3 separate regions of the Mus musculus genome follow, and all the other regions are linked to region 2. The links are chromatin contacts, found by Hi-C or POLR2A ChIA-PET in ENCODE. All regions are on one chromosome and are shown on one strand. Each heading gives the region's core, a stretch centred on a gene start or an enhancer-like site at or near the end of the contact. The rest is flanking DNA. Distances are from core to core; before and after follow the strand shown. Region 1 has its middle 33 kb from the start of Snora26. Region 2 holds the start of Dancr (differentiation antagonizing non-protein coding RNA). Region 3 holds the start of Usp46os2 (a long non-coding RNA gene).

The links. Hi-C counts contacts between places; a loop is a spot of excess contacts on that map. ChIA-PET counts read pairs that join two places held with the same protein, here RNA polymerase II (POLR2A).
Region 1: POLR2A ChIA-PET joins it to region 2 with 41 read pairs in embryonic stem cell. The contact joins the enhancer-like site here to the promoter of Dancr in region 2. A Hi-C loop is called at or near these places in 1 of 37 maps with a recorded cell type or tissue (heart). POLR2A ChIA-PET finds 5 or more read pairs at or near these places in 4 of 5 experiments (Patski and embryonic stem cell).
Region 3: POLR2A ChIA-PET joins it to region 2 with 16 read pairs in embryonic stem cell. The contact joins the promoter of Usp46os2 here to the promoter of Dancr in region 2. POLR2A ChIA-PET finds 5 or more read pairs at or near these places in 3 of 5 experiments (Patski and embryonic stem cell).

Annotation. Positions count from the first base shown.
Region 1 is chr5:74,124,105-74,128,171 of GRCm38, forward strand. No RefSeq gene overlaps it. Among named protein-coding and RNA genes, the nearest start is that of Snora26, 33 kb to the left of the region's middle. Within about 2 kb of position 2,492, at least 1 of the 3 ENCODE cell types and tissues checked has a DNase peak (open chromatin) inside an H3K27ac peak, as active enhancers do; it is heart, where a contact is called at or near this core.
Region 2 is chr5:74,090,402-74,094,446 of GRCm38, forward strand. It overlaps Dancr (differentiation antagonizing non-protein coding RNA), which reads left to right and starts at 2,659. Exons shown (of 1, transcript NR_145133.1): 1 at 2,659-3,936. Snora26 (small nucleolar RNA, H/ACA box 26) reads left to right here and starts at 3,129; the gene lies at 3,129-3,249.
Region 3 is chr5:74,034,300-74,038,099 of GRCm38, forward strand. Usp46os2 (a long non-coding RNA gene) reads left to right here and starts at 1,391. Exons shown (of 3, transcript XR_001784877.2): 1 at 1,391-1,884. It overlaps Usp46 (ubiquitin specific peptidase 46), which reads right to left. Exons shown (of 9, transcript NM_177561.3): 2 at 2,734-2,814.

The DNA.
Region 1 (4,067 bases), core at 1,242-3,741, 34 kb after region 2:
AGTGACAGCTGTAGAAACAGATGTCAAAAAAAAAAAAAAATTTCAAGGTCAGGGAAGGGACTTCCTTCAGCTATACTGTGATGAAATTCTTGGTCCAAGTTTTATGGTGTAATAACTACTGGAGTCTGTGAGAAGACTCTAGAAAGTTTTAGTTTGAGGTGATCTACAGGGATTACCTTGTAACTGAGGCTAGTCTCAAATTTGCAGCAATCTCCTGCCTGAGCTGGGAGGACAATCACGTAGTACCACTCTTGGCTTCCAAAACCTACTTCAAAAAGTGATGTTCTGTTGGGAGTGGTGGTATATGCATATAACCCCAGTACTTGGGAGGTGAAGGCAAAAAAGGTAAGCAAACAACAAAACCCCCAAAGATCATTGTTTCTATGGGAAAAGTCTAGATTTGGAAGGGAGTTGAGATCAGGTTTCTCCATGTAGCCCCGGCTATCTGGTCAACCTGAAACTTACTCTGCAGACCAAGAAGGCCTCGAACTCACAGGGGTCCACCTGCCTTTGCCTCCTGGGTGCTGGGATTAAAGGCGTGCAACACTACTGCCTGACTAGATTTAAGAGACAAAGTTCATGCTGATGGCCATTATAGTGTTTGCTTTCCCCAGAGTTCTTTTTGTTTCCTTGTCCAAGGATTAAGATAAGCAAAGGGGATGGAGGTTTAATGACCAGATATTTTGCCTTGCTAAATTTTGGATATACTGAGCATGGAGGTCAGAACTGGAAACGGGAAGTGCCAGCTGCAGTGGGCTTTTTGTTAGTTTGTCATTTATTTATTTATTTATTTATTTACTTATATACTCCAGGTTTTATCCCCCCGCCCCCCAACTGTTCCACATCCTATACCTCCTCCCTACCTCCCTGTCTCCACGAGGCTGTACCTCCCACTCAACCAGACCTCCAAACACCCTGGGGCCTCCAGTCTCTTGAGGGTTAGGTGCATCTTCTCTGACTGAGTCCAGACCCGACAGACCTCTGCTGTATATGTGTAGGGGGCCTCATATCAGCTGGTGTATGCTGCCTGTTTGGTGGTCCAGTGTTTGAGAGATCTCAGGGGTCCAGGTTAATTGAGACTGCCGGTCCTCTTACAGGGTCACCCTCCTCCTCAGCTTCTTTGAGCTTTCCCCTAATTCAACCACAGGGGTCAGCAGCTTCTGTCCATTGGTTGGGTGCAAATCTCTGCATCTGACTCTTTCAGCTGCTTGTTGTATCTTCTGGAGTGAGGCCATGAAAGGTCCCTTTTTGTAAGTGCTCCATAGCTTCAGTAATAGTGTCAGGCCTTGGGACAGCCCCTTCAGCTTCAGTGTTTTAAAAGTGGTCAATACATCAGAAAGGCTTCCACAGCTGTTGCTGAAAGAGCTAAGATCGGGAATCTATTGGCTCTAAGTTCGTACACTGTTTTGTCCTTGGAGAAAGGATGAACAACTTGTCTTGAGGCACTCAGGGGGTATGAATTCCCTGAGCTATTTTGCACCCTAATGAAGAGCTAAGCACACCCACTGCCTCAGTCAGCCAGTGCCATCGGTAGTCAACGATTACAGAGTACAAAAGGTATTTTTTATACGGTTCCGGTGGTTGGGCAGGGTAAGTGTGAATTCATCACTTGTGCTAGAACTTCGAAAAAAAATATCACAAAGGTGCTTACACTGAATGGAAGTTTATTCTGGTTCAGCTGTGACTTCTAAAGACTTTTGTAATGGTTTTTTTAATGGATTTCTGTGTCAGCCTTAAAATGCATAGGAGGTGGGTTGTTTGTTTGTTTTTTCGAGACAGGGTTTCTCTGTGTAGCCCTGGCTGTCCTGGAACTCACTTTGTAGACCAAGCTGGCCTCGAACTCAGAAATCCACCTGCCTCTGCCTCCTGAGTGCTGGGATTAAAGGCGTGCACCACCACACTCGGCATGTTTTTCTTTTTCTTTTTTTTTTTTTTTTTTCGGTTGTTTGGTTTTGTCTTTGTGAACAGGTTTTCTCTGTGCAGCCGTGGTTGTCCTGGAACTTGCGGTGTAGACCAGGCTGGCCTTGAACTCTCCGAGGTTCAAAAGCCTCTTGCCTCCTGAGTGCTGGGATTAAAGGAGTGTGCGTGCCAAGTGCCACCACTGACCTGTTGGGGGTGTTTTTCTTTGGTTTCTTTTAAAGCAAATGTCAGCTCCAGCCGCTGTAGCAGCTGTGCTCAGGAATCCTCCAGATGCATTGTTGTCCACTCATGCTCCTGGCTTGGGCCATTCCATTCGCTCCAGGCCAGGAATATACCTGCTCCTTGGAGCCGGCTGTGATATTGAGAATCAACTTGGGAAATCCGCCCTGCGGTGGCCAAGCACAGCCGTCAGCGTGCTGAAGATGCCCTGATCCTTAGTTCTGACCGCAAAGTTCTGCTCCGGGCAAGCAAAGCTCGAGGGGACACGCGGCCGTCCTGATGTCCAAACTACGGGGTACTCCTTGCCAAGCCCAGGACCTAAACCCCAGGCCACAAGCTACACGGTGACCCAAAGCCTGGCAGGGCGGGCCATAGAAAGGCAACCAATAAAGGTGGAGCGCCACGAGCAGCCAGCCAATCCCAGAGAAGATTCGGGGCGGGGCCTACATATGCTATAGTCCCTGGCCTGACTATTGGCTGACAGGGTTGTTCAGGCCGTCTGGCCCCTTCCAGCTCTGGATCTGGAGGAAGAAGCCTGGGAGCTTCTGGAGTGCCCTTCTCTGGGCGCCAGGTCACCAAACCGAACCCAAAAGGCTCTCCCTACGCCTTGGTGCTGAGGATCTGGCGCTCACCGTGGGTCTTCTCGATTGCTCTGTACTTGTACGTCTCGGGACAGCTTTGAGTCCTGGCTTCCTTGCTTTCAGAGCTACCGTTTCTTTGTCCACAAAACTCCGGGCTCCACCCCCAACATCACATAAACTAGTGGTAGTGGTGCAAGCCTGTAACCCCAGCATTCAGTGGGCAGTGGCAGGGAGATCCTGGTTTAAAAGTTATCTTTGACTACATAGTTAGTTGAGACCAGCCAGCGATGCATTAAGTCCTGCCACAGAAAGATGAGTGTAAGCCTAGTTTTGATGGCTAAACCATCTATCTCTCCAGCCCCTCCCTCTCAACAGAGTTACCAAAGAAGACATCCAATGTCAACAACCTCTGGCTTCTATACACACATGCGCACACATCTGTGAACATGTGTACACACCACACACACAAGCTCTCTACCCTCTAAGCCCCCGCCCCGAAAAGGAGTAAAGCCAGAGATGAGAGGCATGTGATCATGAAATGAAGGAGAGATATGTCCCTTCTGTAGAAGTGACAGCATTGTGTCGTGATGTCGCTCCACGATTCGATCAGAGATAGTGTGTAAGCACTGTAAATCAGCCTGGGGGTAAACAGTGAAAACAGTGAACAGGGAAGACAGTAACAAGTTCAGCACATTGACCCTGGAGTGTGGGACCGCTGGCTTAGTGGACAGACATGAATATAAGAACCTTTTTAGGGATGTAAACCTATCACTCAACAAGAGATATTATGGGGCAATAGAGAGCTAGCTCAGTGGTTAAGAGCACTGATTGCTCACCTGGGCTCATCTCCCAGCATCCACTGGGCTGCTCACAACCATCAATAACTCTAGTTCTAAGATCTAATGTCCTCTACTGACCTCTTCTGGCATCAGGCACTCACAGAGTGTACAGACAGACATACATGGGGGCAAAACACTCACTCAGAAAAGGTAAATATTTGTTAAGAGGTATCATGGCGAAGGTCGGTGACACGGTGACACCCCCTGAGACTGACGAAGGGACGACAAAGTGGAGAACTGAAGATCAGTTTCTGAGGCAAAGGGGAAGAGCCTGGGAATCTCTCATCCGTAGAGGGAAGACCGGCACAGAGCGTGTTCCAGGAAGGAGTTCCTGTGCATTCATGGATGTGTAGAACAGCTTCTGGAACTTCTGCACCAACAGTGGAGGGCTAGGGTGACTGAGATGTGATGTAGTGTGGAGATATCAACTAGGCCACAGGGGAAGGTGCTGCTGGGGTTTCTGAGGTTGCCGGACCAGCCTTCGACACAGGTGAGCATATTTAAAAAT
Region 2 (4,045 bases), core at 1,409-3,908:
TATGGTCTGGAACTCTGTTTGGTTTTTTTTGTTTGTTTGTTTGTTTTGTTTTTGTTTTTGTGTTTTTGTTTTTTTGAGACAGGGTTTCTCTGTATAGCCCTGGCTGTCCTGGAACTCACTCTGTAGACCAGGCTAGCCTTGAACTCAGAAATCTGCCTGCCTCTGCCTCCCAAGTACTGGGATTAAAGGCGTGCGCCACCATGCCCGGCATTGTTTTTGGTTTTTCGAGACAGGGTTTCTCTGTAGTCTTGGCTGTCCTGGAACTCACTTTGTAGACCAGGCTGGCCTCGAACTCAGAAATCCACCTGTCTCTGCCTCCCAAGTGCTGGGATTAAAGGCGTGCGCCACCACCGCCCGGCAGCCTGGAACTCTGGACCTCTAGCAAGTAGACCAGGGGATTCATTTCTTGCACTAAAGTTTAACAGTCAAACCTTCAAGAACATGACATTTCTCTCAAGTTTATGTGAAAAACAAAAATAATAACAGCATAAATAAATAAATAATCAGTCAAACCCTATAAGAGGCAAACTTCTGAGGAATGGTCTGGTCTCTAGAGTTAAAAACTAGAGTGTGGTTGTCTGTGTCTGCCTGTAATCCCTGCAAGCAGGAAGATCAGGGGGTCAAGGCTAGCTGTGGCTACATTCGAGGGATTCAAAGTTACCCAGGACTACAGGATCCAGATAACAGACTACACAAAGTCGGAAGAATGGCTAAACAGATTGCTGTTCCTTATAAGACATGTTGCATGACACAACATGAAAAAAGCTTAAAAGCAAGTTTCAAATGAAGAAAATCTAGTTTTAAAAGAACCAAGTATGACCTGGCAGTGGTGGGGGCACGCCTTTAATCTCAGCACTCAGGAGGCCAAGGCAGAAGGATCTCTGTGAGTTCAAGGACAGCCTGGTCTAAAAAGCAAGTTTCAGGACAGTCAGGATTACACAGAGAAACCCTATCTCAAAATAACAACAACAAAAAAGGTCACATGTGTGATTCCATGCCTACAAAAAATCTAGAAGAGACGGTTTCCAATTTAAAAAAAAAATGTATTATTATTTACTGTTATGTGTGTGTGTTTGTGTGAACTTGTTGTTGTCCAAAGGGGACTGTGGAGCTGGAGCCTGGCGTTGCAGGTAGTGGGTGCGAGGAACCGCAAGAGAAGCAAGTGCTCTTAACTGCTGAGCCATCTCTCCAGCCCCATGGGGCTTCTTTTTCCAATAAGACGCTGACTGCAAAATGATCTGGGAGTAGACAATGGAGATGATTATAAAACCTTGAGGAATATTTAAAAACACCGATTTGTACACTTAAAAGGGTGACCTATAACACTTGGGTTCAATCTCAAAAAGTTATCTAAAAAGTCAAAGCAAGTTGACAAAGCAGGTCATCATTTTTTTTATCTAGACTAAAAGTGGCTGTAAAGAAACACAGGCGAGCATGATGAATAGACTTAGAGTCCTTATTCAAACGAACTCATTGTAAAGTAACATTGTATCAGAATAGTCTTGCTGTGAACTTGGAGCGGCTGTTTATTCTAGCAATCACATTGGCATTGTCCTCAGGCAAGATGGCCTCTTTTCTTTTGAAATAAATACTGAAATATTAAGAGGTGAAACAAACCAAGCTTGAGATTTGCTTTAAAATACCCCCCCTCCCCCAACAGACCAAGACGATAGATGCGCCAGGTCTGGAATGAATGGCTGGCTTTTAGCCGAGAGAAGAACGCAGGCACGTGGCTCTTTGAACATTTTTAGTTTTAATATAAGTTTGGAAATTTAATTTCTTCAAATTAAAAAAATAATTTTATTATTATTATTATTATTATTATTATTATTTTAAAAACCTTGCCAATAAAATCATCTCAGACCGTGGAAATTCTCATTAAAATAAGTTAAGCACATATCCAGGCCTGGTGGTGAAAATTTGTCGTCCCTTCTACTCAGGAAGCTGAGGCAGAAGGACGGAAAGTTCCAGTCTTGTCTGGGAAATTTAGTGAGACCTAGTTTCAAAGTAATAAAAGGGTTTGGGATCTGAGACGCCAGGCTCTACTTTTAACCCAGGACCACTAAAAACAAGACAAAGGTATAGCCTAGGTGGAGAGTGGCATGCATGCCAGCAATCCTAGCACGTAGCACTGAGGATAACAAGTTTGATGAATACCCTGAACTAGCTACACAGTAAGTTAGAAAGCAGTGTGGGCACCTAAGAGAGACTCTGACTCAAAATTAATGGTACGGGCTGAGGAGGTAGCTCTGTGGTAGAGCTCTGTTGAGAACTAACTGCCTCACATCTCCAGCAACATTTCTCCTTGATATTACTCTCCAGGAACACAGAAAAAGGCAGCTCCTCTCAGGGTTAAGGAGGGGCCCTGGGAGTGAACTAGCTGAACAAGAAGGGATCTAAGTCGGAACACACCTAGCACCGGCATAGCTTCAGGAAAGGAAGGTTTCCACTGAGCACAGCCTCAACGCTTCCAACACCGCAGTGGGTGGAGAACCTGCTGCTGGAAGTCAACGGCCCCACCCTACCGGGTCCGAAACGTCCCGACGATTGGCTTCCCATACCAGCCACGCCTACAATCCTTCTGACGATTGGCTGCTCTCCTTTTCCTGTTCTGCCCCCTCCAAGCGGCCCTCTGATTGGTTGCAGGTCTCGGGGGGGGGGGGCAGCTCCGCCCCTCTCCCGGATGGCTGTATTAACGCAGCGCGCAGCGGCTCGGTCTTTCGGTCCCGGCCTTGGTGGTGAGTGTCCTCGTGGGAGGGTGTCAGGATGTCCCCGTGTCCCCTCGAGCTTTGCCCGCCCCGAGCTCAGCTGCTCCCGGCGGCCAGAACGGAGGGGTAGAGCAGTTCTCAGCGGCCCGCGGGGCGGGCGGCAGTGTCCAGCCCGGGGCTGCGCGAGACACAAAGTCCTCTGTGCCGTCCGACCCGGGCACCCTGACCACCGCCCTTTCCCTCTGCAGGCCGATCCACCCGAGCCGGTCCCCACTGCCCAGCCGTGCTGCTGCCTCGGACACAAGCGCAGGTACGTCCCGGCATTGATCGGAGGCAGGCCCTGGCCACGTGGCCGAGAAGACGGAGGTTCCAGGCCTGTCTTTGTTGAGCTGCGCCGGGCCTCCCCAGTCGCCCTTTCCTGTGCCCTTTTAAGGTTGTCGCAGTACTTTAAGAGGCTAACACAGAAGGGTAAAGGAACTCTCCATAAAACCCAGAGAGGAAAACTACACCTCCTCTTTGGATCCTGTCTGGAGTCACAAATGAACCAAAAGCTTCATTTAAAACTTGAATGTGCGCATTTTAGGTTCTGGCGATTGCTAGGTAGTGATATAGGATTTTAAAGAAAAGAAAACGTAGCCTACCTGGTTTAATTTGGTTGGAGGAGAAAGTTCAGAAGACAAGAATACATTTGCTTTTCTAGAAGTGAGATTTTAGGTCAGCTGGAAAGGATATAGTTGAGTATGTTCCACTTATGTGAAACATTTTTATTCTTTCATAGGTTGAAAACTACAAGAAACCCGTGACTGAATGGCTCCAAGGTGAAGTACTCTTGCATGTAGTGACCAGGTTTGCCTGTATTCCACTTTAGGATTAGTATCGAAGCTGAAATAGGTGAAGTGAGGGCCATGTGAGTTTCCTTGAATGGCCTTGTAACTGATTACCCTGAAGGTAGTTTGCTAAAGATTTTAATCAATGTACTAGGATCCTGCCCCACCCCTTCTTCATGTCCCACTGCCCTAGAATCAGATCTGCATGGCTATGACATGCTCGCCGTTTTAAAGATGCAAAGATTTCATGCTAGATCATTAGAATGTATCTGGACTTCGTTAGGACAAGTTCTTTGCTAGTAACCAGTCACGTGCTAGCAATTGAGGTGTGTTAACCTGTATATTGTTGCCTATGAGTAATTTTCCATAATCTTTAATAAAGGCTTCCTGTGTCAATTCTATGGCTTGTTCACTTGTTCTTATTACTGGGGAGGGGGGGGGGGGTCAGAACCACTTGGAGCAATTTGTCCTAACACCATGTGCGTGCGTCCCTAGGATCAAACTCAGGCT
Region 3 (3,800 bases), core at 141-2,640, 57 kb before region 2:
GAAGTGCCTTCATAAGTGTCCTGCCTTCTTTCCGCCTCTCTCCTTCTAAGTTACCCTGCCTTGTGTTTCCACCAGGTGGCAATTGTCCCAATATGGTATTACACATGTCCCTGGTCCCTCTGTAATCAGATTAGGGCCCACACAGTAATACTCAATCCCTCTCCAGTCACAGACACAGAGATTTTTGACTTCGGAGGGGAAAGTCATTATCTCACTGGCTTCTAAGTGACTGGAAGCCCAACTCTGTTGGAGGCCCTAGCTGAAACCTGTACTTTAAGGCTGTTCCCACTCAGTAAATGAACAGGAAGAAATTCCAAAGCAATAACAAGATCCATAGCCTGGATTACAAAACGCTGCAGAGGTCAAACGGAGCATGGGCATCTCTGAATGGCTTTGTGGCTAGGACATCTTCAGTTCCTACTTGCTCTAATGTTCCCTGACACAGTCACGTAACAGGTGACAAACCCTTTCACACAGAGGCTGGCACCTTCATAAATTACCAATTAAGGAATCATAAATGAAGCTATTAATAAATACAGCTCTCATGATTCTTCTACAAGGTAGGCAACAGCCTTAGTTCTCTCTCCGTAGTCTACATTTGTATTTTCCTTAGCTAGGGAAGAATTTCCAGGAATTGAAAACTCTTCAGAGAGTTAAGTGGAGAACTATTCACAGTTGCTAAAATAAGCTTTCTATTAAACTTTGAAAACTGAGCTTTGCCAATACAATACCCTGTATTTCCAGGGCCTTATGTAGCCTTCCTCTGTCCAGTCTTCTCTCTGCTTCTCAATATCTTTTACTCAGACATCCTACAGCCACAACCGGTCTGACCTAGTAGTCAACTCTGAAGAAATAAAAGGAATATTTTCCAAGTGTCTACAACATACTCCAGTCTCTCATCAGAGCCTCACATAGTCTCTCTCTCTGTCTCTCTCTCTGTCTCTCTCTCTCTCTGTCTCTGTCTCTCTCTGTCTCTCTCTGTCTCTCTGTCTCTCTGTCTCTCTCTGTCTCTGTCTCTGTCTCTCTCTCTCTCTCTCTCTCTCTCTCTCTCTCTCTCTCTCTCTCCCTCCCCCTCTCGTTCATCCTTCACTGTGACTCAAGAGGGAGAAACCATTGCAACCACAATTATTGAATGCAGGAATGGAGGACCAGAAAGGCCAACTTCCTTGCCTGGGATCACACCACCAGTTAACAGTACAGGAAGAATTCAAATGTAGCTCTTTCCTTTTTACCCAATGTAGCATTTACTTGCAAAGAATGCGTCCAGCTTCTCCAAGCACACCTCCCAGCAGGAAAGATACTGGCAGAATGGCAGAGCAGCTGCTCCAGAAACCCAAGTGTCTGTGAGCTAACAGGCTTAGCATCTAAAACCTTGACTCAATAAAGATACAGTGACGTAGAAAATCCCTAGGGGTGATGGGTAATACCACTTTAGCTCATAAAGCCAGATACTAAGGGGCTCCTGCCTAGCAGGAAGAAACCCAGTGTTGTGGAACAGTTTCCTCCAAGATTGAAACCCTCCATCTGGTAGAGAAGCTCCTTACATAGGAAAGTAAAACACTCAAAATAGTTTCAGGAAGTCCCTGAAACTGACCAGATTCACTGGGCCCCTCCCTGCCATAGTAAGCAGAGCTAAACTACAAAGAAGACTCTAGGAAGAACAAAAGCTGCCAGGAAGACTCTGAGACTGGAACAACTGAGTGGAAGAAGCAGAAACCAGTGGAGCTGCTTGGAGGAGGTTTAGACCAGAGTCACTTGGAAAGGCCACTCTCTGCCCTGCTGAGCTGCCACCAGTGAGCTGTGCAGTGAGCTCCAGGTTCCCAGCTCTGTGAGCTGTCACCCATGCCAGGGTATGCCTTGGTGAGGCAGCTGTCTTTGTCTCCTGTAAGTAATCCCTCACCCATACTTTTGTATCCCCAATAAAATTCATTGGCTCACCAAATTAAACTTTGGTGGTGCCTGTAATTTGGTCTGTAGTGAGCTCCCTATCTGGGGTGACCGGATGTATGGGTTGTATCTCCCTACGAAAAATTTTGTCATACAACAATTGGGGCCAAGTAATTCTGGGGTAAATGACTCTTGGTTCTTGATCGGCAGCCCTCCTCTACCTCAAGTGGAGAGTCTACTCATGTAACTGTAGATCTCTAATATAAGCTGTACTATCAGCCAAGCACAGGTAACCAGCTACCAAGTCTTAAAACTCAAGGTGTATTATTGATCCATACCAAAACAAAGACTAAGAGGTTCACGCTGTGAGAAAGGGAGGAACAAGCAAAGTGGGTTTGACCACACACTAATGACATCACTATGAAAGTGACACAGACAAAGGAAAGCCCTCAAGGCACGGAGGGGGGGGAGGGGCACGGGGGGGGGGGAGGCGGGGGGGGGGTGCAAATTCGATCAATAATGTAGCAATTAAGTCCTCTGCTGGGGACAACTATGACAACATTTTAAAAAGTAGATTAAAGTGCCCTTCTCCAGCATTTGACTCTGCTACTAACTAAAGCACAGTTCTTTAAATAGATTTGGCAATGGCAGAGGAGAGTTGGGCATGCTCAGGCAGAGACGAGAAGGATCCCTGCAAGTTCAAGGCCAGCCAGGTCTACATAATGAGCTCAGGACCAACAGAGCTACATAGCTAGATCTTATCTCCCCAAAACAAAACAAACAAACAAACAAGCCAGGAGAGCTACATCAAATACCCTAAAGCAAATGGAAACAATAAATACTTACATTGACCAATCCGAAGTAGTGTTCATTGATCGGAAACTGCTCTGGTCCAATGTCTTTTTCCAGAGCAGAGGCATTGGTGCCCTACAAGAAAACATAACAACATGAAAACAGATGAGGAAGTTGGGGGATAGAAGCTGGCCCACTCCTGAAACAAGCATCCCTTGTCAGCAGTGTATACTGGGTGTGCGACATTACAAGGAAACCAGGAGACTCGCTAGCAAGGCTTTCACTCTATTCCATACCCAACGTACTGGTGGCCCGGGCCCTGAGCTTTCGATTAGGAAAAGATATTTGAGATAGATATGTAAATAACAAGATGATCTTCTGAATAATAATATATTGAATAATAAAATACTCCAGATGGCTGCAGAAATAGAGGGCCTGGAAGATGGGACCATTGTCAAAATCAACATCTTCATTCTGCTAAGGAGTTCCCACACACCCACTCAGCCAGGCACTAATCTCTAGGTCCAGGCATTAATGAGAATGGTGAAGATACATACAAGACGGCTCTCATGGGGTTCCCATTTTAACATATGATGATGGCCTGAAGCACAAAGCAAACCTATTAGACAATATACCAGGAGCTGGTGAGTACCGCAAAGGAAAATAAACTCAGAGATGGGCTGAGGCCGGCGGGAATGCTACAGCGAGGGCTGTGTGAACGGTAAAGGCTGCCCAACTGCACCTTTAAGTAGAGAACTCGGAGAAGGTCTTACTGAGAAGGCTCTATGTACAGACAATATTGCAGATGATGGAAGGATCCAGTGTGAGTCCTGACAACTGTCGGGTGCGTCAGATTGCTAAGCCTGGTGATACTGGAGCATAGTTAAGACTAACAGCTCCTGTGCCTTCTGTGCCAGGGACTGTGCAGTTTATCCTCGTGATGCACCTAAGAACTACACTATGTGTGATGGCTGTTCTCCATTGTCTACATCTGGAAGTGACTTAAATCCCCAAGAGGCTGTGAGGGATTTTTCATAATTAAATCATCAGCAATGGGAAGACCCACTTTAATCCAGATCTTTAGAGGGGGTAAAATCCACCTTTAATCTGAGCCACACCTA